Regions from separate parts of the Homo sapiens genome. Here all the other regions are linked to region 1. Evidence: chromatin loops called from intact Hi-C (ENCODE). Cell type or tissue: mammary epithelial cell. All regions are shown on one strand.

Region 1 (8,000 bases):
TTTCATCTTGTATTTCTTTGAAAAATCTAAATAATTTTTTTTGTGCTCTATGATTCTGTTACCTGAAGATCCTGGTTTCTGCTGGCTTTCTCGTGGTGGCTTGTTTCTTTGTGTACTTGGTGATTTTCAAATGTGAGCTTATATTTCATGTTTTTCTGGATTTTATTTGCTGGAATCCTGGAAAGCATGGGTTGAAGGAGCAAACCTTCAGAAAGTCAGAGCCAAATACAGTTTGTTTCTGCCAGTTACCCTAAGGCATTCTTACCCATGTGTGACTACATAATGTTAATTTCTAGGATTGGTATTCTCTGTGCCATGAAAGTAATGTAAATCTGAATTCCTGGGGACATGGAAAGCCTATGATTTAGAAGTTTTGAAGAGAGAGTATTATTTTTTCAATGAAAGCACAGGTTAAGACAAACAAGTGCCAGTACAGTCCAGGGCTGAGTCAATCCCAGAGCCCGCAGATGAGTCAACTCCATCTAGCAGTAATCCAGATGCTCTGCCGCACACAAGGAAGAGAGAGAGAGACATGAAGAAATCAGGCATAGACTCTAACCTTTAAGAACTCACATAAAAGTGAGGCTGATGGAAATGTACACCGCTAGTAGTGATGCAAGGATTTAAGATTCACCCTCTGTGGCAGCATAAGCAAAAGTCTACCTGTGGCTGATTAAGGAAGCAGTGAAGCAAAAATCTAAGCATGTGGTATTTGCACTGAACCTTGAAAAATGGCGACCATATTCACAGGCCCCCAGAAATGAAAAGGCATTCTAGATACAGGAAAACATCAGCAAAGCATGGACGGCGAGGCCATGTGGTGGATTTTAGAGGTAGAGCCTGAAGTAAAATGAGAGTTGCACAGGAATGTCATGAGAGCCAAGATCAGAGCAGTCTTGTGCTTTACCTGCCATCTAAGGCATGTAGATTTCACTAAGTAAATAAAAGTGAGCCAACACAAATCTACAACCAGTGAACTTTCATGTCAAATCCTCCTACATATCCATAAACAGCAACCATTCTACCCTGTTCCTCAACCTGAGCCTTAGTTGGTTTTAGATGGTACCAAAACAAGTCGTTTGATAGAGCAATATTCAGTAAACTTTTTAAAACATAAATATGATGTGAACAATTCAAATTACGTTGACATTTTTCCTGAGTTTCCATGTTTGGGGCAATCTTTAAGTAACCTACAAGTGTTTGATATCATGATACATCCAGCTTATGTTTATATTAAATCAAAATGGACAGGAGAGGAAAAAATGTTAAGGATCCCAGTGTTTGATGTACCTAATGCAAATGATTTATGTCAATGTCATAACTTTGTAAGTAGACCCTCCTATGAGCACTTTTCTACATTTCTGTGGACAGCCAGTCAGAATAGACTAAGGGGTAGCTCTATCTACTAGGAACATTCGCCCACTAATATCTTCAATAGGACGTAAAAGATAGGTAAACAGAGGCCATAGAGCAAGGCTGTGTCAATAAAGCAAAGGATTGTAAAGTTAGATTTTTAGAGATGTTAAGTGGCTGAAAGAAAAGGCTGAAACTAGTGAGGCAGTGTTTCATGGGGTAAAAACATCTACCTTTGATTCTCTCACTTCAACTAGACCCAAGCAGAAGGGAACTTATTTAAACAGCAGTTCATGGAAGAAAAGCCATCATAGGCTACATCATCAACTCAAAAATGACATACCCGTGAAAGCTCTGCCTAAACATCTAAACTCAACATAGGCAGCTTTAATGTAAATGAATAGTGGAAACCTAAGGATACGATGTTTTGTTGCACTTGCCATTGGATTACTGTGCTTGACTTTGAGTCACTGCAAACTGCCATGTGTTTAGAGGTGATCCTGGATGTTGCAGGGGTCCAAGACCCAGGAGATCCTGGATAATTTAAGTGGCAAGTAGCAGACTTCATGGAGGACATTTAGTGTAAGAAAGGAGAAAACTTAGGTCCAACATGTAGAAGTTTCAAATAGAAAAGTTTTGATGTGTCACAGCAGGAAGTAAAAAAGTATCACTTCCACTCTAGGAGGATTTCCTATCAATTTGAGCTCTTCTAGTTTAATCACAGATTTTGTAAAATAATGAGGTCTGCAAAGGAATTTAAACAGGGACTACGCAACCACTTGATGGGATATTGGGAATATCTACATCGTGCTGGACAAAAATATAAATGGTTCCTTGTGTGGCTTTGGAACCCAGATTCTCCTGCATCATCATTCTACATTGGTGCCATGAGGGCCAGACACTCTCACAACACTGCCCTTCTTGCTGAAAATATCAGTAATCTCCTTCAAACAGATAACTTGACTTCACCAGACTTTTTTCAGCACTTGGCAGCTATATAAACTTTTTATTAGTCCATTTATTGTTTATTTTGCACTGTTTTGTTTTAAGCATAAAGGGGTGAAGTACTAAAATATGTTTAGGGCCCATATCCCATTAAATCACAGATACTCAGTATGGCTGAGCAAATGTTTACTTCCCAGGGTCAGCCTAAACAAAACGAAAACAGCAGTCCCAAATATTTCCTTTGCAGAATAATCACAAAGGCTGTCTCTCCTGAAATCTTAATCCTAATCTTAAATATTTGCTGTCCTAAAATGAGGAAAGTCCTGTCAGTAATTGTATTATCTGTTCTTCTTCATGCTCATCATAAATGCCAAAGGGTAATTCTTCCTAGAAAAATCAATCTTTAGTGATAACACGCAATGTGTTTTTAATTAATGAAGCTGCTTGATGCTGGCAGACTGGAAGTATCTTATCATCACATGCTGGGGAATTCACACAGGGTCCTGTCTGTGCATGCCGATCCCTGGAGCCAAAGAAAAATCTCCTGTCATTAAATCCTCTGCTGAACTAGCCTACATACTAAATAGGCAGAGGATCACGCCAGCCATCATGCTGGATAAGTGTATCAAGATATAACGCATGCCAGAAGCTGATGAAATACTTTGGCAAGAGCAGTGACCAGTTTTGTTATAATAAGTTGTGGTTTATCTCCAGTGTGGAGGGGAGAAAACTCATTTATGATTGCTCAATATTCTTGAGCAAAATACGACTGTCATCTGAATCCAGAGTAGAAGAGAGGATTTTTGTTTCTTTGTTTCTACGTTTATTTTGTTTTTAAGAGGAAAAGCAGCTTCTCAGTTGATGGGCAGTGGGAACAACACTGGATTTGTGAAGAGGGCTCACTGTGATTGAGTCACTTCACTTTTTTCCTTGCTCCTATACTTGGTACAAGTCCCCTACCCTCTCCAAGACTCATTTCCTCCTTTCTAAAATGAGGACAAGAGCACCCACTTCAGGATGAACACACAAGTTAAAGCGTTGAAGCACATTGTAGGCTATACAGATAAAGACATTGTTATTCTTTCTAGAAATAATAATTATTTGTTTCTTACAGACTCCACTAAAGTGAGAGTTGGAACTAAACATTCTCCAACATTCCTTTTAAAAAATTATCAAATTATTAGTTTTTAATTCCAAAATTTTAGGTTTTAGTTTGTAGGCCTGATTAACAAAAGCTACTTTTATTTATTTATTTATTTTTTTCCGTGTGTAGCCAAAATTGAATGTAGGCATGAAATGCAGGGAATTTTTGGATAATGGGACAGAGAGGTATTTATTGTTTCAGAAAGCACTTCCTGAAAACATTTATAACCAAAGAGCCAATAAAATGATCGGTTCAGAGATAAGTATACTGGAAGGAAATAATGACCATTGCAACACATGGCTAAACACCCTGGAATCATTCTTCCTTGTATTATTAAGCATAATTTTTACATTAACACAGAGTCAAAATAAAAGTTCCCTGCTGTGCTTACACAATACTCTGCAGCTGAGCAATAAGAACTTCGAGTGAAGTAAGGAGCAATTAGAGCAAAAGACAACTCAAACTAATTATTTTTAATCATATAAGTATAGCTTAGATCGACTCACCTGTAAAACAGGATAATTACCTAGGTATTGGATACTCTTTAAATGTTTGTAGGATTAAATTGACATTTCAGTTATAAGCTATTATTGAGTATTGGAACCAAACAAGCATGGAATACAATAGGGATAAATCAAATAATGTAACTACAGATAAATTATAATATAATAGAAGGATAATATTATTACAATATTATAACAATTATATCTACAGATCAAGGAATTTTGTAAAGATAATTGAGACAAACCAGATGGAAAAAACTTGTAAAGATGCTAAAAAACAAACAAAAACATATTGCCCTTGCTCACTTTCTTGGGCCCAGTATAGAAAAGACTAACTTCTGTATAATTTCCACCTTAGTTTCTAGGTGAAACAGTTGAACTACTGACCTCTGTGTAATTATTTCGTAATCTGCTTCCTCTTCATGAAACGTTTAGTCCAAATCTCTGTATGACCAAGCTTTTCCCATCTTCCAAAGCCCAGATGAAAGAGGTCATCCACAGAACTCCCCTGTTCCTCTACTCCACCATATTTCTCTCTCCTGCAAAGGAGTTCTCTCTAGCATTGACCTTGCAGTGGTCTATTCCATGAGGGCCAAATCTAAAGCATAGAGTCATGCACCACACAATGGTGTTTCCATCAACAACAGGCTGTGTATTCAACAGCTGTCTCATAAGATTATAATGAAGCTGAAAAATTCCTACTGCCTAGTGATATCATAGTGCAATGCATTACCCGGGTGTTTGTGGTGATGCTGGTGTAAACAAAACTACTATGCTGCCAGTTGTTTAAAAGTATAGTGCATACAATTATGTACAGAATATATTACTTGGTAAGATAATAAGTGACTATGTTACCACTTTATGCATTTAGCATACTATATTCTTGTTGATATTTTTATTGTATTTTTATACTCATAAAAAAAGTTAACTGTAAAACAACCTCAGGCAGGTCTTAGACATTGTCATCATAGGAGATGGCAGCTCCATGCACGTTATTACTCCTGAAGACCTCCCAGTGGGACAAGCTGTGGAGATGGAAGACTGATATTGATGATCCTGACCCTGTGTAACCCTAAGCTAATTTATGTGCTTCTGTCTTAGTTTTGGACAAAAATGTTTAAAAAGTAAGAAAAATAAAAATAGATACATGCCTATAGAATAAGGACATAAAGAAAGAATATGTTTTTGTAGCAGGTATATAATGTGTTTTTATTTTAAGCTACGTGTTATTGCAAAAGAGCCAAAAAGTTTAAATAATTTAAAAGTTTATAAAGTAAAATGTTGCAGTAGGCTAAAATTACTTTGTTACTGAAGAAAGAAAAAATACTCTTTTGTAAATTCAGTGTAGCCTAAATGCACAGTGTTCATAAAATCTATCATAGTGTTGAGTAATTGACTCACTGGGCTTTCATATTCACTCACCACTCACTCACTGACTTACCCAGGGCAACTTCCAGTTCTACAAACTCCATTCATGGTAAGTTCTCCATATATATGCACCCTTTTAAAAAATATTTTATCCTCTATTTTTACTTTACTTTTTTGATGTTTAGATATCTTTAGATACAAAAGTATGGAACCATTGTGTATACTCGTCTACGGTATCAAGTTCAGTGACATGCTGCACAGGTTTGCAGCCTAGGAGAAACAGGCTATACATATAGCCTAGCTGTGTAGTAAGCTCTACCATCTGGGTTTGGGTAAGTACAGTCTATGATGTTCACACAAGACAAAATTGCCTAATAGTGCAATTTTAATTTCTTAGAATGTATCCCCATTGTTAAGCAATGCACGACTGTATTCACACTTATATTTCCTGGTATCTTCCAACAGTGCTTACTTATGTCTGGTGTGGCCCACATAAAATTGATCAAATGACAAAAGAGTGATACTCTTAAAATAAGGTAAGTGGGTGTGTCTTGCAGGGTATGGAAGAGGAAATGTCAATAATACTGACCATTCAATGTAGGAAAATTTGATTTGGGACACCGTCAAGATATTACTCTCCCTTAATAAGAGTTGGCAGACCAAACAAGAACATATGGGAGAATGATCTCCAGTACTAACTGTTATTTTGCAGTGTACTAAATAAAAACTAACTTTCTTATACAGAATAAGAGACAAATTGTATTTAGAAATTGAATTTACAATTCACAAGAAGCTGAAAGAGTAATTTACACTCTGCAAAAGGATAGAGACTTAAGAAAAGCATAGACACCCAGTTCTATGTCAGAACCCGACAGGCACAGGCTCAAAGGAGCCCCATCTGCTCTAGAACACGAACCACTTCTTACTTAAGGCTTCTCACCAACATTCTTTTGAGAAGGGAAGGAGAATGTAACAGGAAAACTGTGCTATGTTATGTATGTAATTTTCTGTGAATTAAAATGAAAAAGCTCTAGTCAAATGCAAGTAATTATTTCATTTTGTGGGTTTGATAAATCTTTATTAAAAGTTGTATTGAACCTATACCAAGTTTAAAAAAAAACTTCTTTAGATATTATCTATTTATTCTTACGTGCATTCATTTATTTAGTGTAGGATTGTTGAGTGCACACCGTTGGATGATGTCTACATGTCAGGGATACAGAAAGGAAAGAAAAACAAATGTCCCTATCCATAAAGGTGGAGGATATTAAACTAATGTTCCCATTACTCGTGTATGTTTTTGGAGGAGTAATGTTAATGAAGGAAGATAATATGGTTTGGCTGTGTCCCCACCCAAATCTCATCTTGAATTGTAGCTCCCATAATTCCCACGTGTTGTGGGAGGGACCCAGTGGGAGATAATTGAATCCTGGGGGCGGTTTCCCCCATACTGTTCCCGTGGTAGTGAATAAGTCTCACAAGATCTGATGATTTTATAAGATGTTTCCCCTTTCACTTGGTTCTCTCATTCTCCCCTGCCTGCCACCATGTAAGACATGCCTTTCACCTTCTGCCATGATTGTGAGGCCGTCCAGCCACGTGGAACTGTGTGTCCATGAAACCTCTTTTTCTTTATAAATTAACCAGTCTTTGGTATGCAGTGTGAAAATGAACTGATAGAGAAGATAACCATATTCAGCAGTGTGAAAACAAACTGATAGAGAAGATAACCATATTCAGCTACACAGTGTTAGTGGATTAACCATTAGTAGGTCATGGAAACAGGAGTTGAGGATATGATGGAGTGTGGGATAGAGAAACAGGTGTTTTGCTTGGAGATGGTCCTGCCCCCCATTCCCACTACGCTACCCACCACATTTAGAGAGCATAAGTCTTAGGTATGAAGTAGTATATTTTTGATACCAGAAGCAGCATAAAAGAGGAAACTGGAGCTTTTAACAGCCAGAAGCCATGTTACCCAAGAAATCGGAAAAACATGCTTGATGTTGTGCTCCACCCCACCATCCCCAAAATCATACCCTCTCCTTCCATCCCAGAAGCAGCAAAAAGTGTGCTTACTCACAGATGATCAGTGATTTCTTTTATGCTGTAGAAATTCACTCACATGGCCTCCTCAAACTAATTTCCTATATCCAAATAAAAAGAAAAAAATCAAGAATCAACATAAAAGTATTAAATAAGGAAAATCAACTCAACCAGTAAAACTTGGTGAAATATTTAAGTACATAATAGATTAATAAATATATTAATAGATGCATAAAATACTTCAATAGATTCAAGAGGGTATTATATTTATTCTATAATCTTTAGTAAAAAGTATCAGTATTTATAAATATAAATATAATTAGTGAAATTGAAAAGGACAAAAATAAACAAGCAAAAAACCTTCAACAAATGACCAAAATAGCCATATCAACTCCTTATAAATTGGTTAAGAAATATAAATTATGTGAAATGAGTAATAAAACAAGTAATTAAATAATAAAGCTAAATAAAGTGTCATGTGCGATGAATGTGACAGAGATTAAAACCATGTAAAAAACTTTAAGAGATAAGGAGTAGCTCCTCTTGGGACATGATCTTGGAGCCTGTAGCCACAATGTAAGCCCAGCTACACAGAGGCTGTGATGTGTAAAGAATGTGTGAAGAGATCACGTGGAGAGAGA
Region 2 (8,000 bases), 380 kb before region 1:
ATTTATCCACAATTTTGCATTTGTTTCTGTAATTAACATTCTATTATGAATATTTTTCATGTTACTGTACATTTTTTATTTTAATGACTTTAGATTTGCTTTTATAGATTAATTAATTTAAATTGTTTGTAAGATTATATAGGTCCCATTTTCATTTTAATTTATTCTATAATAGCCATCTTTGGGAATATCACATCATTACTATTTAGGGTTATGTATTAAGATCTATTTTGAGAAACACAATGAGCAAAATATGTAAGTATTTAGATAACACTGATGCATACTGACAAATTAAATTTCAGAAGTAGTACTAATTAAAACTCCTTATGGTCCTACCATATTTTCCCAGACCCGTGGCCATGACTGTAATAACTATAATAACTCCACTCTCACCTGGCATCAGTGAGTCAGAATGAGGTGATGTAAAGTGAGGTAGTCCCCCTTCCCTTACTGTGAGCAGGAGCCAATGACTAGCTGAGTCCCAGTTCCCACCAGATTGAACAAGGTGGACATGGTGGTGGGAGGTAGACTCACCTGGCAGTCCAGTTTTCTAGTTCCTTTCCCTGAGTGTCAGCAAAGGCCAGGACAGAGTGAATCTCACACCCCTACTCAAAGGAACAGAGACAGTGTGGGTCACTCCTACAGTTCCGCTAGGAAAGTATCAGCAGAGCCAGGGTGAACCTGAGCATTCATCCCACACATATGCATTGAGGGGCCCACTGTGTTGAGATGGCATTGGCAGGGCCCAAAAGGAAACTGAACATATATGTACCCAGCCCTCATGCCACATCTCATCATGCAGATTGCCCAATAAAAGAGAAAGAATAAATAGGATCTGTTGTTTCAAAATTAGAAGAAAAAGAAGCAGCCAAATGTCAGGATATAATTAAAAGTTACTTGTCATTTGAAGAACCAGGGACATCACAATATAAATGAGAAAAGAGACCAGCATAAAGATGAATCAGATGTTGAAATTATCTGAAAGGATCTTAAAGTGGCCAAAATAAAAATATTTTAACAAGCAATTATGAGTTCTTATGGAACAAATAAAAAATAGAAATCTCAACAAAGAAATAGGTCATAAAAAACAAGTGCCATTTTAGAACCGAAAAATAAAATCACAGAAATTAAAAAACAAACTCCCAGAATGAGCTCAATAATAGACTGGAGATGACGGAGGATAGAGTCGGTGAACTAGAGGACAGATAGTTAAAATTACCTAATCTGAATGACAAAGAGAAAATACACTGAGGAAAGAAACCAAAGTTTCAGGGACCTGTAGGACAATTTTTTTTAAATGCTAAAGTTTATTTGATGAGCATTTCAGAAGAATAGTAAAAGACAGTGAGACTACAAGGCATTCAAAGAAATAATGGCTGAAAACTTCCCACACCTGGCGAGAGACTCAGGGTGAGAAAACCTCTATCAAGATAAACCAAAATAAAACATGCAAGAAAGACACATCATAACTAAATGTCTGAGAACTGAAGACAAATTAAAAACCCATGCAAGCGTCCATAGACAAATGATGCATTACTTGAAAACATCAGAGAGGAAAAAACACACGTATAGGTTAGAATGTGTAAAATAGGGTGAATATAATAGACTCTCCTAATTCTCATAAGTTTCTCAAATCGTACTTGATGATTGAAGCAAAAATTATAATACCACCTGATGTGATGCTTAATGTAGGTAGAGGAAATATTTAAGACAATTATGTTATAAAGGAGATGAAGGACCTAAAGGGAAGGAAGATTTCTTCACTCAAGGTCATAAAAATTTGAAACCATTAGACTGTGATAAGTTATGTATGTTGTATAGAGAACTCTTGACATAACTGACTCCATCTTAGAAAAAGACTCCACCTTACATTTCACAAGGCATCATGCCAACAGGACCAGATGTTTACCTAATCCATAGAGATTGCACCCAACCAGAGGTGGACATAGCCAGAGGACTGCCATTCTTCACCAGAGGGCTCTGTGGCCATCAAAAGAGCAGGACTTCACCAGCTTGAGACGGCCATGTTAAGACACTGTCCTGCTGTCACTCATGATCAGCACCTAGCATCTGCCACTGAAGGTGCTGCCCCAAACAAAGACTCTTCCTGCAAGACGTTAACATCCATTGGATCAGCTGAGACACTCTCCTTGTCCATGTCACCCTCCTTAGACCGGTTTATTAACCCCATTATTATATCCCATTTTCTCTTGATTTTAAATGTTATTTTGTTTGATGTGGTATGTTTAATCTGTAGCATTTATATATTTATTAAGTATACTATTACATATGGTTTGCAATGTTGACTGATTGTGGATCACATGAGCCTGTGTGCCTGCAGCTTTAACTACCTAGTGAATGGGTAGTCCTAAGAAGAATTGCCTCCTTGTGAACTCCTTCTAGCTCGTGGCTTTTGTGACTGAAATAATACCAATAAAAATCTTACCTTAGGGAAAGATACAAATGTGCGTGGACCTGGTTATGTCTGACCTGGTGCTACTCATGACATATGTGTACGGAAATCCCTAGAACAACCACTAAGAAAACTCTTCCAAATACTATACTCATCACACACTAAGTAAATCAAATTGGAATTCTAAAATATGTACAAATAACCCAGAGGAAGTTGAGAAAAGAGGGACAGAAGAATGAGAAAGAGAAGACAAATGGGAAACAAATAATACAACAGCAGATTTATGTCCGAATGTATCAATAATTAATTTATATGTAGTTTTACATTTTACATTTAAGTTTGTGATCCATTTTGAATTAATTTTGGCATGAGGTATGAAGTCAATGTTGAGGCTTCTTTTTTTCCTTTTGCCTAGGAATATTCAGTTGGCCCATCACCATCTGCTGAAAAGATGCTTTTGCACCTATGTCAAAAACCCATTGGATGTATTTGTGTTGGACTATTTCTTAATCCTCGATTCTGTTCCACTGGAATATGTGTCTAACTCTCTGCCAATGGCATACAAAAGAAGATATAACAATCCTAAATGTGTACAAGCTCAACAAGAAGATTTACAATACATGGAATATAAATTGATGAAGATCAAAGGAAAAGGCAAATCTGAAATTATGATTGGAGATTTCAAAACTCCTCTCTCAGCAATTGATAGACTAATTGAGAGAAAAAAAAAAAAAGAGCAAAGACCAAAAAAATTCAAAAAGGTGCCCTAGCATCTTTGAGCCTCACAAAGCCCCAGATTCTAACCATGAGTTCTCTTGCTCTCACCAGAAACCCTCCACTCAGTAGGAAAGGGTCCTCAACTGTCCAGTTCCTATAAACTGGATCACCTGCAATTCATCAGGTCCTCAGCCTGTTGGGTTTCATCTCCCTGCCAGCCCACACAAGTCGATCACATTCTCCCACAGAAATGAGGTGTCACCCCCTCTCTTCTTACTACAAACCTGGCCTCCTGTGGTCCCTGGTTGTTCCCTCTCTCACAGAGCACAACCCCTGTGGCCCTGTGTGGTATGTGGTACTCTCTCTTTATGCAGGCAGCACATGTGACTCATGAGCCATGCTTCTCACTTGTCTGGTGCTGAGTGTGCTGTGTTTGGCCATCTCATGCTGTTTAGAGAGAGGTGTCTCTTTTTCACCCATGGGGTGAATAGGAGGTGATGAGAAAAGATATAGGTGCCTTGAACAACATTATCAATGAACTTGACCTAATTAAGATTTCTATTTCTAATTTCTATTATCTAATTGTTGCATTCAGCAACAGCAGGGTATACATGGTTTTCAAATGTTTGCAAACATTTACTAAAATAGACAATATTCTAGTCTTTGAGACGAGTCACAATAAATATAACAAGATTCAAATAATACAGAGATATTTGCTGATCACAGCAGAATTAATAAGAAATAATAGAATGATATCTGGAGAATCCTCAAATAATTAGAAATTAAATAATGTTGGCCAAAGAAGCAAATCACTATCAAAAGAATAGATTCTTTAATGAATAATAATTTTAAAAAGACCGGGGTATACATCTTACAGTTTTTAAAAGAAATGTATAGCTTTAAACAGTTATGTTAGAAAAGAAAAACAATATAAAATTAGTAGTCTACTCTTTTTGTTTGTTTGTTTGTTTGCTTGTTTTTTGTTTTTTGTGTTTTTTTTTGAGATGGAGTCTCACTCTGTCACCCAGGCTGGAGTGCAATCGCGCAATCTCGGCTCACTGTAACCTCTGCCTCCCGGGTTCAAGCAATTCTCCTGCCTCAGCCTCTTGAGTGGCTGGAATTATAGGCGCGTGCCACCATGACTGGCTAATTTTTGTATTTTTTTTTTTAGTAGAGATGGGGTTTCACCATGTTGGTCAGTCTGGTCTTGAACATCTGACCTCGTGATCCGCCCGCTTCAGCCTCCCAAAGTGCTGGGATTACAGGCGTGGGCCACCGTGCTCTACAGTTGTCTAAGTTTTTAACTTAATATTACAAAGAACAAATACCCCCAAATTAAGTAGAAGGAAAAAATAATATAAAAACAGAAAGCAATTCATAGAAATTATGTTTTTCTATTATTTATTTCTCTATTTTATCTGTCTCTATTTTCGATTTCTCTCTTAAGGAAAAGAGGAAAAATAATACAATTAGAAAAATAAATAGAGTTGAAAGATGTTTCACAGAAAATAACAATAAAATTTACATTCTGATAGAATGATGGAGACTTAAGAGACACAAATCACACTATTAAGATGGAAAAAGGAGATATAATTATAAATTCTACTGACTTTAAAATAAGGTAATATTATACACAACTTTACGTCAACAAATTCAATAACTTAAGTGAAATGAACAAATTATTTGAAAGACACAAATTACCAAAACTGATTCAAGAAGAAGTAGTTAAATCTGAATAGACTTAGATACATTAAAGAAATTGAGTACCTGGCCAAACACTTTTCCACCAATAATTAAACACTCCAGGGACACATGGCCCCTCTGATGAATTTTATCCAATATTTAAGCAAAAAATGACACCACTGCCACTCAAAACTCTTATGAAATAGAGGAGTGAACACTTTGCAACCTATTTTATGAGGGCCTTATTAATCTGATATTAAAAACCGTACAGAACTCAATAATTAAAAAATATGGAACTATATTCTCTTATAGTTTAACACAGAAATAGCTTTTAAAAATTAACTAGTAGAATCAGGAATCCATAAAAGGAATAACACACCGTAACTAAATGGGGTCAGTTCAGAAATGCAAGTGTGCTTTTTTAAAATAACATTTTATTTCAAAATAATTACAGAATTTTTCCTATGGGAAGTAGCAAGGATAGTGTGGGGAGGACCCGTGCCCCCTTCACCCGGTTTTCTTGTTGGCTACATTTTACATAACTACAGTGCAACATCAAAACCAGGAAATTGGCACTTGCTACAATGTGTGGGTATAATTCTTATTATATTATCTTTAATGAAAGTTTTGGCTCAAAACTTACAAATCAGTAGTAGGGTAAGAGAAACTATTCTCTCTCTGAATTCTGTTATGCAATAACATGCATAAAAATATTAAAATGAAGATTAGAAAGTGTCACATGCTCGGAAATTAAAGCAACTATCATACAAGACATTTTGTATTATATCTATTAATAGCATCATACTCCGATTTATATTTTAAAGGAAGAGAGTACATTTATATTTGTACTTTCTACTGCTCTGCTTACACAATAGCAAATACAATTGTCTATTGAATATGGATGTGTGTATCTCAGCCTTAACAGTTAAATTCCTGGTGCAGAATATGTCCATTCTATGTGTACATTATTTATAGGAGTGGCAGTATGTTTTTATTTATTCAGACATATAAAAATTAATTTTTAAGGTAACTTCCGGCTCAACAAAAATCTGGATTATGCTAGAGACACAGATAAACATATATTTATGGGCTCTTTATGAAGTTCCCATGGGAAGCCTGAAAGTCAAAAGCAAGACCATAAAAATGAGCTCATCACTCTTAAGAAGCAGATAACTTACTCAGATAAGATAATAAATGTCCCAAGTATTCACTTTAAACTCAGATTGAACTGTGCCTGAACCCAGGGAGGCTGGATTCCCACCCCTGGATTGCCTTTCCCTTCTCGGTTCTCTTACTTCCTGGTTGGAGCCCAGGTGTCCTGTGCCAGCAGCTTTCTATCCCCAAACCACGTCCTTCACACTCTGCTGAGCCAGAAATGAACATGGACGTGCTGGGAGTCCGCACACACAGCTGGTTTCTGTTACAGTTTTATAAGGTTTCACCTGACACACCATTGGATGAGTTTTTTAAACTGCGCATGTGAAAATCTTTTAGTGTTTATAGATTAAGTGCTAAATCTTGGCAATGCCAGCTCACAGTTATTTAACAATTTCCTGAAGACGATGTGTGTACCTAAGCAGGCACACAGGCTTTTTAGTAACGAAGCCTCTGCCTGTCCTTCCAGACACATCTTGAGCAGTACTCCCACCTCCCTAGACTTTCTTAGTTACACGGTGGTCACTGCTCTGCCAAATGTATGTGCTTGAATAATCTTCACATATAAGTTAGTGAGCTACCTTTGTCTGGGCTGAAAATATTCTTCCCTTTGTTTCTGCTCAGTTGGGCTTCATAGGTCAGCTTCTTTTTATCACTCTCTCGATGAAAAGTCCAAGGCAGGCATGTCTAATTGACTGAAACTGGGTCATTTATTGTTCTCTCTGCAGGCCAGGAGAGTGAGGATGTAGTTGGTTTGTACAGGATAAATTTGACAACAGATATTGCAGATCAACTTTAGGGTACTGTTGAGGCTCTGCTGGGAGAGGAGAATTAGAGAGAGGTGAATTCATGAGACAGTTTAGGCCCAGAGCTAGGAAGACTAATGCATGTGAAAAGTGAGGAGATGTGTCTGACAGCCTCATCCAGATTCCTGGCATGTGGGATGAGGGCAGATGGAAAGACCACTCATTGAAACAGGACCAAACTTCCTTTACTCAATGTGGAGTATTTGTGAATATAGAAGAAGGAAAGGGCCATGGGACAGGTTCAGTTTTTGATGTTTCTATCCAGTGTTCAGGGGTCACTGATAAGTGAGAAAGTATGTGCCTTGGACAGGAGACCATGACAGTGATCTGGACCTGACATAGCACTGTCAATTTAGAGGAAGTAGTTGAAGCTGTGTGTGGAAGAGGCTCCACTCCGGTGGTATTGCTACAAATGCAAAGGCTGAATACCATGGGTCATGCTCTTTCTTTGACCTTCTAAAGAGTCTGGTGCAAGCCATATGTTGCCCTGTGCATCTTTGATTGTTATCTTTAGTCCACTGAGAATGTCCACTAACAATTAGGTAGGACTTATTACAGGCCATGCACTGTCCCAAGCATGTGTTTTCACTCATTTGATGTACACAGCACCTTAAGAGGTAGGCAATTTTTATGATGCCTATTTTACAACAGAGAAAGCTGAGGTGCAGAGAGATAAAACCCAACATTATAGAAAAAGTAAGTGTTAGATCCAGGGCTTCAACGTGAGACTCTTTTGCCCTGAAATCCCTGTGTCTCACCACACAAATATGCCTCTTTCAGAATTACATCATTTGTCACTCTGCCCTGTCACAAGACAATTAATGAAGTGTGTGTGTTGGCGGGGGGGGAGTGGGTGGGGAGTGGTCATCTTTTGAGGGATTGCAGGGTTCATAAAGAGAAGCTATACTTTTTCCTGGTTACTGTCTCCAAAGCCAAGCAAGAGTGATCAAGACAGCTTCATAATGTTTGGAGGAACCTACAAGAAGGAAAACCTGATAGTGTTTAATGCATATTACAGTAGATGCCATACTTAATTATAAATTTCTGAGTTTACTTCCCCATAGTTCTGTAAGCTTTTGAAGGCAAGACTTAACGTTAACCACCAAACCCCTAAATGGTAGTGTTTTTGTTAGAAACAGGCTGCCTCTAACCCTTCCAGCTCTTGAGGAGAAACGGGAGGAGAAAGATGACATTTGATCGTGTTCCAGGGAGAATGTCTAAGTTGT
Region 3 (8,000 bases), 580 kb before region 1:
GAAATAAATTGAGGGAATGTGACTAAATGTTTTTAAAGCAGACTATAGAATGAGTATCTGCAGTATGATTTTTTAAAAGTAGATAAAAAGGTAGAGAAAGCTAGATCAAGAGAGAGAAAGACACAGAGGTCAAGAGAGAAGAGTACAGAATTAAGAATAGAGAAGAAGATGGAAATTGGCATAGGGATAAAAGTAGGATATGGAAAGAGATAGAGACAGGGAAGATAGAGACAGAAGTAGAGCGTGAAATAGCTGGAGCTACCCATTGTGTATGTGCAAGGGAAACCTCTAGAGGCATGTACAGGAGCCTGCTCCTAATTTTTCTCTAGGGAACAAAACTGTGGATTTAATATCAGCTGCAGACCGACAATTAGTTGTCTTTAAATTATAAAATATTTCAGATATATGCACATATAAGACATAATAAACATAATTGCTTCTCTAATTGCTAGTAAAATAAAACGTTACAAAACCATTGTCTTTCATAGCCTTCCAAGGTTGAGTCCCCTCTCTTCTTTCTAGAGGTCACCATGACCTTGAATTACGTCTTGTAACATCTTACATAAGACATTATGGTGTTGAGGGGTTTGAGGGAGTCCAGCTGTGGCTGCAGGTCCCAGGGTTTCCAGTCCACCTTACCAGTGGTAAAGTTGAGGTATATGCACACACATACACACATGCATATATATGAAACTGTAAAAATATGTTACCATCTTTGTATATTTTTACATTTGTAGAATAGTAACATTATATATATACTTTTATGACTTTTGTTTTTTCTACTCTTATTATCACTACTCCCAGGCCAACATATTCTTTGATTGTATGGTTCTTCCTCTACTTTTTATATTTTTTTCTTATATTTAAATATCTTTTCATATGGATACCTGCATTTCTAAGGCAGTCATTTTCACTGCTTACACCGGGATGAAGACCTAGCAACCTGCTTGAGCCTTCTCTGGTGGCAGCATCATGAGAACCTGTCTGGCCGCCACCGTGACTTGTAAAGTTGCCGTGACTCTCCCTGCGCACATCTCCTTATGCTCATGTTTCTTCCTAGAGTAGGTACACTCTCTTCCTAGAGGAGAGAAATGGAATTGTTGGATTGCATCACAGATACATTTTTTAATATACTCAATATTTCCAAATTTCTCTTCAGTTTGCAGAAATACACACATAGTGTTGAAATGCTCCTTGCTCTATATTTGTACCAACATTTTCTTTTGTAGAAGTTTTTTACTTCAGCTTATATTTATGAAATAGTATCAATATGAGATCTTAATTCCAATTTCTTTTTTCTTTTTTTTTGACGGAGTCTCGCTCTGTTGCCCAGGCTGGAGTGCAGCGGCGGGCTCTGGGCTCACTGCAAGCTTCGCCTCCCAGGTTCACGCCATTCTCCTGCCTCAGCCTCCCGAGTAGCTGGGACTGCAGGCACCCGCCACCACACCTGGCTAATTTTTTTGTTTTTGTATTTTTAGTAGAGATAGGGTTTCACCCTGTTAGCCAGGATGGTGTCGATCTCCTGATCTCATGATCCGCCCACCTCGGCCTCCCAAAGTGCTGGGATTACTGGCGTGAGCCACCCCGCCGGGCCCCAGTTTCTTAATTATTACCAATGTCTGTCATGTGGAAGAAATTATTATTCCATTTTCCTCTGTGTCTAGACATGTGGAAGGCTGCACTTTGTACCCCCATTTTAATCTTTTTTTGGGTGAAGGGATGAAAAAGTCACATAATTATCTTTGGCTCTCTTCTTTGAAAAGTTTACATGTGGTTTGGCACCTCCTTTGAAAGGCAGCAGCTTTCTCATGTTAACACCTTTTTACCCCGTGTAACCTCTTATTACACTGGTTCTTAACATTTCTATATCAAAAGCTGCTTTTACATAAACTGCACGAATCATGTGCTTTGTCTCTTTAATCTTTAAAGCAATTAACTACAGAATTAGATTATCTAAACTGGAATCAGCATTGCATTCCTGGGAGGAGAAGCTAACTTGGATCTTATCTTTTTAACATACTATTGGCTGAAGTGTTCTAAAATTCTATTAGGATACTTTCATTTATGCCCATAAATAATTTTGATCTGTAGTTTTTCTTTTCTACATACCTAAATTGGTGATTCATATCATATTTATCCTATAGTCTTAAGATTACTTTGGGAGTACTCCTTATTTTTATTCTCCGGGAAGTCATGCATAAGATTAAAATTTTATGTTCCTCAAATGCTTGATACAACTCACTTAATAAATGCCACTTTTGTTGTTTTCTGTGAATATCTTCAATGTTGTTTCAATTAATATAATTGTTATCTGTCCATTGAGGTTTTCTGCTACCTCCAACATGTTTTGTAGAGTGATATTTCTATTTATTTAACAATTTGTTAGCAGCTGCTACTGGCCTATTGAGATCATGGAGACCTTTTTCTCTCTGCTCCTTCCTGCTAAACCCAACTATAGAAATAATGCAGCAGACAGCCATGGGAGAAGCCTGGAGAGCAGTAAGAGGAAGGAGAACTCATGACTTATCCAGGACCCCAGAACTGGAGGAACAGCAGAGCAGCAGGGCATCTCAGCTCCTCAACCCAACATAAAAAGGCCACCTAGACTCAGCATTTCCCCACCCCCAAACCAGCAACATTTGACAGTTCAAGTAGGAACATATTTCCCTGGGCTGACCTGAGATCTCTGGCACCTCCAGCAAGGGGGATCAAAATGGACTCTTGACAATAGCAAGCAGCCAGGGCACCCACTCTCCTCTACTGGCTCCAAGACTGTCTTTTGCCAGCAGGAGACACTGACACTCTCGGGGAAAACCAGCAAGAGGTACCTTGACAGAAGAGGGACCTGGCCCAGGAAGTCTCTTCCCCATCCCTGCAGGCCAGAGACTCCCCTGTTCTGTGCAAAACACAAGATCAACAGCCAGAGGGGCTTGACACAAGCAGTGTGACCAGTGATGGCTTTGTCTTAAAGAGACAGAGACACTCCCCTTTTCAGCACAGAGACTGGGGGGCTGCCGAGGACAGTTGCAAAAAGGACTCCACCCAAAACTGGAAACAGCCCATATGTCCCTCGACAAATGAATGGCTAAACAAACTGGTGCATTCAGACATAATAGAATAGCTGTCCGGGATCACTCTCTCTGTGTGCTTACAGAGCAGCACAGAAAACTTACAAGTGTTTCTTCTCATCACTTCCTCCTCCCATGCTGTTCTTGTCCAGCATTTTTTTTAACCTTCTGATGTTGTTACCCACAAAATTAGTCATTGCCAATAGTGCTGATTTTATTTATGAGCAATATATCAATAAGTTACTGAAATATTGACATATTTTTGATTTAAAATTCTGGAATATAGACAAAGATACGAAATATTGTTTAAATAATGAAGATGAATGAAAAATACAATGAGAAAGTTTATTATTTTATTAGATTCTGGAGAAGATAATAAAAGCAATTGGTAGAGATGATATTTAAAGATATATACATGAAGATTTTCCTGAATAGATGAAGCTTTCAAATTCAGGAACGTGTCTCTTTCATCAGGCTGTTTGAAAAATGTTTCTTCATAGTTTTGCAGCTGCCTAATAATGTGCTTACTGTAAAATGAAGGAGAAAGATGTACCATGCAAATGGTTCTGCTTGCTATTGCTGCATTATTTAGGGATTTAAAGATTTTGTTGTTGTTATTTGTTGTTGCTGTTGTTCTGCCGAGATGCCTTAAATCTCAGGTAGCATGGGAAATTAAACTCTGCCGCTTCGCTAGGTAATATAGGATTTGTCTTGAAATGAACATGGAATCAAAAAGCAAAGTGCTTTTTTCTTCTTCTCTTAGAACTGTTTCCAATGATGAAAATTTTGACCCATAACATTCACCTGTTCATTTTATTATCCCACAGATACATGTATTTTTGTGCTGCTATATTAAAAAAACACTGCAGCCATGATGAATTCTCCCCTGCCCCCACATTATTCTCTCTCTGTCTCTTACACACACACACACACACACACACACACACACACACACACACACACGATAACTTTGGTTGTCTGCATTAGTTTCTCCTTATGTCAAACACCATTTATCCATTTTTTCTTTCTGGAAGGCTTGACTACACTGATCATGAATTATATACTTCCTGCAACTAGTATTGTCTATGGCAAACTGATCACCAGTAATAATCACTTGGTATTCTGTATATACCACAGCACAGGGATAAAACACAGCCAAAGAATTTATTAGAAACACAAGCAAATCTGGCATTAGCTTCCTTCTAATTGATGATAATTAGACAAACTATTTTAACATAATTATTCAGGTACAGGTACAAGGCATGTTGAAACAAGTTACTTGCATTCTAAGTTTCCATATGTGGAAAGCTTTACTGGAGAGCTATATATATATATGTATGTATATATGGAGATAGAGTAAGAGAAAGAGAGAGAGAAAGAGAAAGGGGAGGGAGAGGAAATGTTTCTTGTGCAATAGTATCATAAATTGAATACTAATTTTAGATCATTTTGCATTTGCTCAATGAGCAACAACTGAGCATGCCTGGTTTGCAAATTCAAGAGTATCTCAGCAGAGATCATTTTTCATTCTTTGTCTCTAAACTGATTTAATGCTACCTAATAAGCACCTGTACTTCCCTTTAGTCAATCTTTTTGTTCATTTCTTTAATGTGGTGATGTCAAACCTGTACAAACATAAGTTACACAGTTCATTTCCCTACTAGACTTGCTCTTCTACCTTCTGTGTAAAGTCATCATTTTCAAGAATGCTAAGCATGTAAAGTTGGGGACCACCTGTACTTTTGGAGGGTCACTTTGGTAGAACAACACTGGCACCTAGTGGCACGTGTTATGAAGGGAAATACCTCCCAAAGACAGGCCATGCAGGAGTGCAAATCCCCATGGATTTACCAATTGGTCCTCAAGACTTGGGTTTGCTGGTCCATAATAACATGCATTTTAATTGCACAAGTCACAGAGCTCCGGTTCTCAAAAATAGTGTGAAGAAAAAAAAACACTGTGCTACCTTTTGAGACTACAACTACTAGTTTATAATATTTTGCAGTGTAATTGATTATAGGAAATAAACTAATGACTTAATCAATGGACAACATCATATTGCCCAATGTTTTTGAGTAGATATTATAAGAAAAGAATAAAAAATCCACAATCTTTTCAAGTCCTAGAGGAATTTAGGGCCTAATCAAGGTGACTAGATGTTTATTTTTCAATTCATACATCCCAAAATATGTATGGATCCATTCCATGAGTTCTGTTTGAGGTACTGTGGGTAAAGAAATAGGGCAAGCTCCCAGTCTTCCAGGGGAGGTCAATCAACCAGTCAGTTATCTTATCTGCCCCATAGATGTAAAGGAATAAATATGGGTGAGAATTATAGAAACAAATCTTTTTTTTTTTTTTTTTTTTTTAATGGAGTCTCGCTCTGTTGCCTAGGCTGGTGTGCAATGGCGCAATCTTGGCTCACTGCAACCTCCGCCTCCCAGGTTCAGGCAATTCTCCTGCCTCAGCCTCCTGAGTAGCTGAGATTACAGGAGCCCACCTGCATGCCCGGCTAATTTTTTGTATTTTTAGTAGATACTGTGTTTCATCATGTTGGCCAGGCTGGTCTCCAACTCCTGACCTCAGGTGATCCACCCACCTCAGCCTCCCAAAGTGCTGGGGTTACAGGTGTGAGCCACTGCGCCTGGCAGGAAACAAATCTTTTACAGTGAAAGAGGAGAAGACTCTTGGCTGAGGAACACAGAAGTTTTCAGAAACCCACACTAACTCAGTTGGGTCTTGAATGGTGGGCGTAACTGGGCTATGCAGACATGAGAAGGAAGGAGGAGGAACATTTTGATGGATGATGTGCCCTAATCACGGCTTGAGTCAGGAAACCTTGGGGTGTATATAAAAAGGGTCCCAAGTAGTTTTTATAGAAACATGAGTCACAGGAAAGGGTTCAGAGGTACCATGTTGGACATGCAACTGGATGGACTGCAGGAAAGGCACTGGCTGGGTGCTTAGGGGAGGGAGAGGTGGCAGCCACCTCAGGGGTGGGCACTTGGGAATTCTTACAAGTCCTTTGACCTCTCTGTGGCCTTCACCACACTTTTTCTGGCACCCTCATCCCTCCACTCATCAGGTCATGGCTTTCTTCTGTAAGCCAAGGGCAACGTGACCACTTACTTGGAATTGTTCTGAGTAACAGCAATTTCAAACATCTGTCTTGTGATCAAATTATGTAAATAAAACTCCTGTTAAAAGAAAAAAAAATCATCCTGAGTAGAATTTTGTTTGTGTTTTGGGGTCCATGTGGCATAATAAAATTGTTTTCTAGAACGATAAATCCGGCTCCAGGAAGCAGAATGGAGTGGAGGTGAAAGACTGTCACCCAAGAACAATTGACTCCTTCAAGCCAAAGGCTCCAAGTGTCCCAAGCATTGTCATTGGACAATGGAGAATGGACCAAAGGGAGGCAGTAGGGGTTGGCTTGAAGATACACTGGACACTGAGCATTAGTGTTCATGGGGGCAGGGGACACACTGGGAACAGAAGGAAAGCCATTTCCTTCAGATAAGTGGAAAAGAGAGGAAGAGCAAACCTGAAGAGAAGGCAAACATGCTGAAGGAACGATGTCTAGCACGAGGCTCACTGTGGTGCTGTGTGTGGTGGGACAGGTACTCACTCTGTGGCTGGAATGGGGCTAAGCCTTCCCAGGAAGGCTGCTGGTGGCAAGGCGCGGCTCCAGGTATCCACACTAAAGAGAGTGTCAAATGTCGAGACAGGGTCTTGGGCCCCATGCCCCAAAGGGAGAGACACATCCCCAGCCTTCTGAGAGAGTGGCAACAGCATAGGCCCAGTTGCACGGTGAGGAAGGAGAGAAGCAGGTCCATGGCCCTGTCCTGGAGACCACTTGGGGATGTGTTGGGGAAGCCAGGACAGTGTTCCTCATGCTCCTTTTGCCGTAACCCAGGGAGACTTGCCCATGCTGTTCACCAGGGGGCTGCGAAAAGCAAGAGGCAGGCTCATTCTTGGGTGGTGGGGAAGGGTGATCATGGGAGGGGTAGAGGCAGAGCTCCGGCACTGGCTTCCAATTGCAGATGTAAGCGCTCTAGGGTGGCTCGGTGTATTATCCCACAGCAATGGGGTAAATTTCATTTTTGTGATAGCCTCCAGCACAGATAACTTACAGAGGCCACTGCAGGGAAGGCAATGCCAGAAAACACAAGAAAGGGGCAAGCGGGTGGCTTCCAGGGCAGGCGCTGCGACTGCCTCTGAGCATAGCTGTTTCCAGGGAGTGGGCCTCCTGCATCCACGAAGGTGCACCTGGCAGGACCCCTAGCAGATTTGCGTGGTCACTGGGATGGTTTGATGGGTGACGACGTTGCCCTGTTAGTGATCAGCCTACACACATGCACACATACACCACCAATGGGATTTGTCCATTTTTGACTTTTCCTTCATTCCATTATCTATCATCATGAACAATCCTTTCCTGACTTATGTTTTATGAACATCCCTCAGTCAGTTCTGTGGAGAAGGGATTGCAGTGGGATAAATATGTATCAGAAAAGCCACCTGGGAGGACAGTGTGACATTTCAAATTACGAATGAGGCAGCTCAGGGCAGGGCAGCAGCATGGGAACTGTAGATGGTAAGCATATTCAAAAGCATTTTGGAGGCAGAAAGAGTGTCTTGTAGAGATCAGGAGGCCAGGTGATTATGGGACGCATTATAGGTCTGTTGAGCTCTGCTGAGAGAGATTTGAGGCTGGGAATGGGTAACTTGCTGTTAGCACATAGGTGACTTGTGTAAGTTTCTTGGCATTATTCCACTGCTTGGATTCTGTCACAGGGAAAGCACAGTAGTGGGCCGTCATCTTCTTGCAATGGCAGCAATTGATTGCAATAGAGTGGACATATTAATGCTAGCTACAAAACTGAATTGTGTGACGGATGTATAGCCTAGTACACTGCCCTCTGTCCATCT

Evidence for each region. A loop is a pair of places that touch in the nucleus more often than their neighbours do. Peaks named below come from ENCODE experiments on the same cell type or tissue, not always from the same donor. Only the 100,000 strongest peaks of a DNase experiment are listed, where the experiment ranks them.
Region 2: a loop joins it to region 1, with 4 times the contacts of the local background. A loop is called at or near these places in 4 of 110 quality-filtered maps.
Region 3: a loop joins it to region 1, with 14 times the contacts of the local background. A loop is called at or near these places in 2 of 110 quality-filtered maps.

What each region holds. Positions count from the first base shown.
Region 1 is chr7:46,930,038-46,938,037 of GRCh38, forward strand. It overlaps LOC124901626 (a long non-coding RNA gene), which reads right to left and starts at 7,460. Exons shown (of 2, transcript XR_007060316.1): 1 at 7,397-7,460. In mammary epithelial cell, a CTCF peak has its summit at 3,313; DNase peaks (open chromatin) are centred at 514 and 2,944; H3K27ac peaks cover 3,097 bases.
Region 2 is chr7:46,551,381-46,559,380 of GRCh38, forward strand. No RefSeq gene overlaps it. Among named protein-coding and RNA genes, the nearest start is that of IGFBP3, 630 kb to the left of the region's middle. In mammary epithelial cell, no CTCF peak of the experiment used is centred here; a DNase peak (open chromatin) is centred at 3,511.
Region 3 is chr7:46,347,712-46,355,711 of GRCh38, forward strand. No RefSeq gene overlaps it. Among named protein-coding and RNA genes, the nearest start is that of IGFBP3, 430 kb to the left of the region's middle. RefSeq lists a silencer at 4,680-4,974. In mammary epithelial cell, CTCF peaks have their summits at 1,055, 1,284 and 4,847 (motif pointing left); no DNase peak of the experiment used is centred here.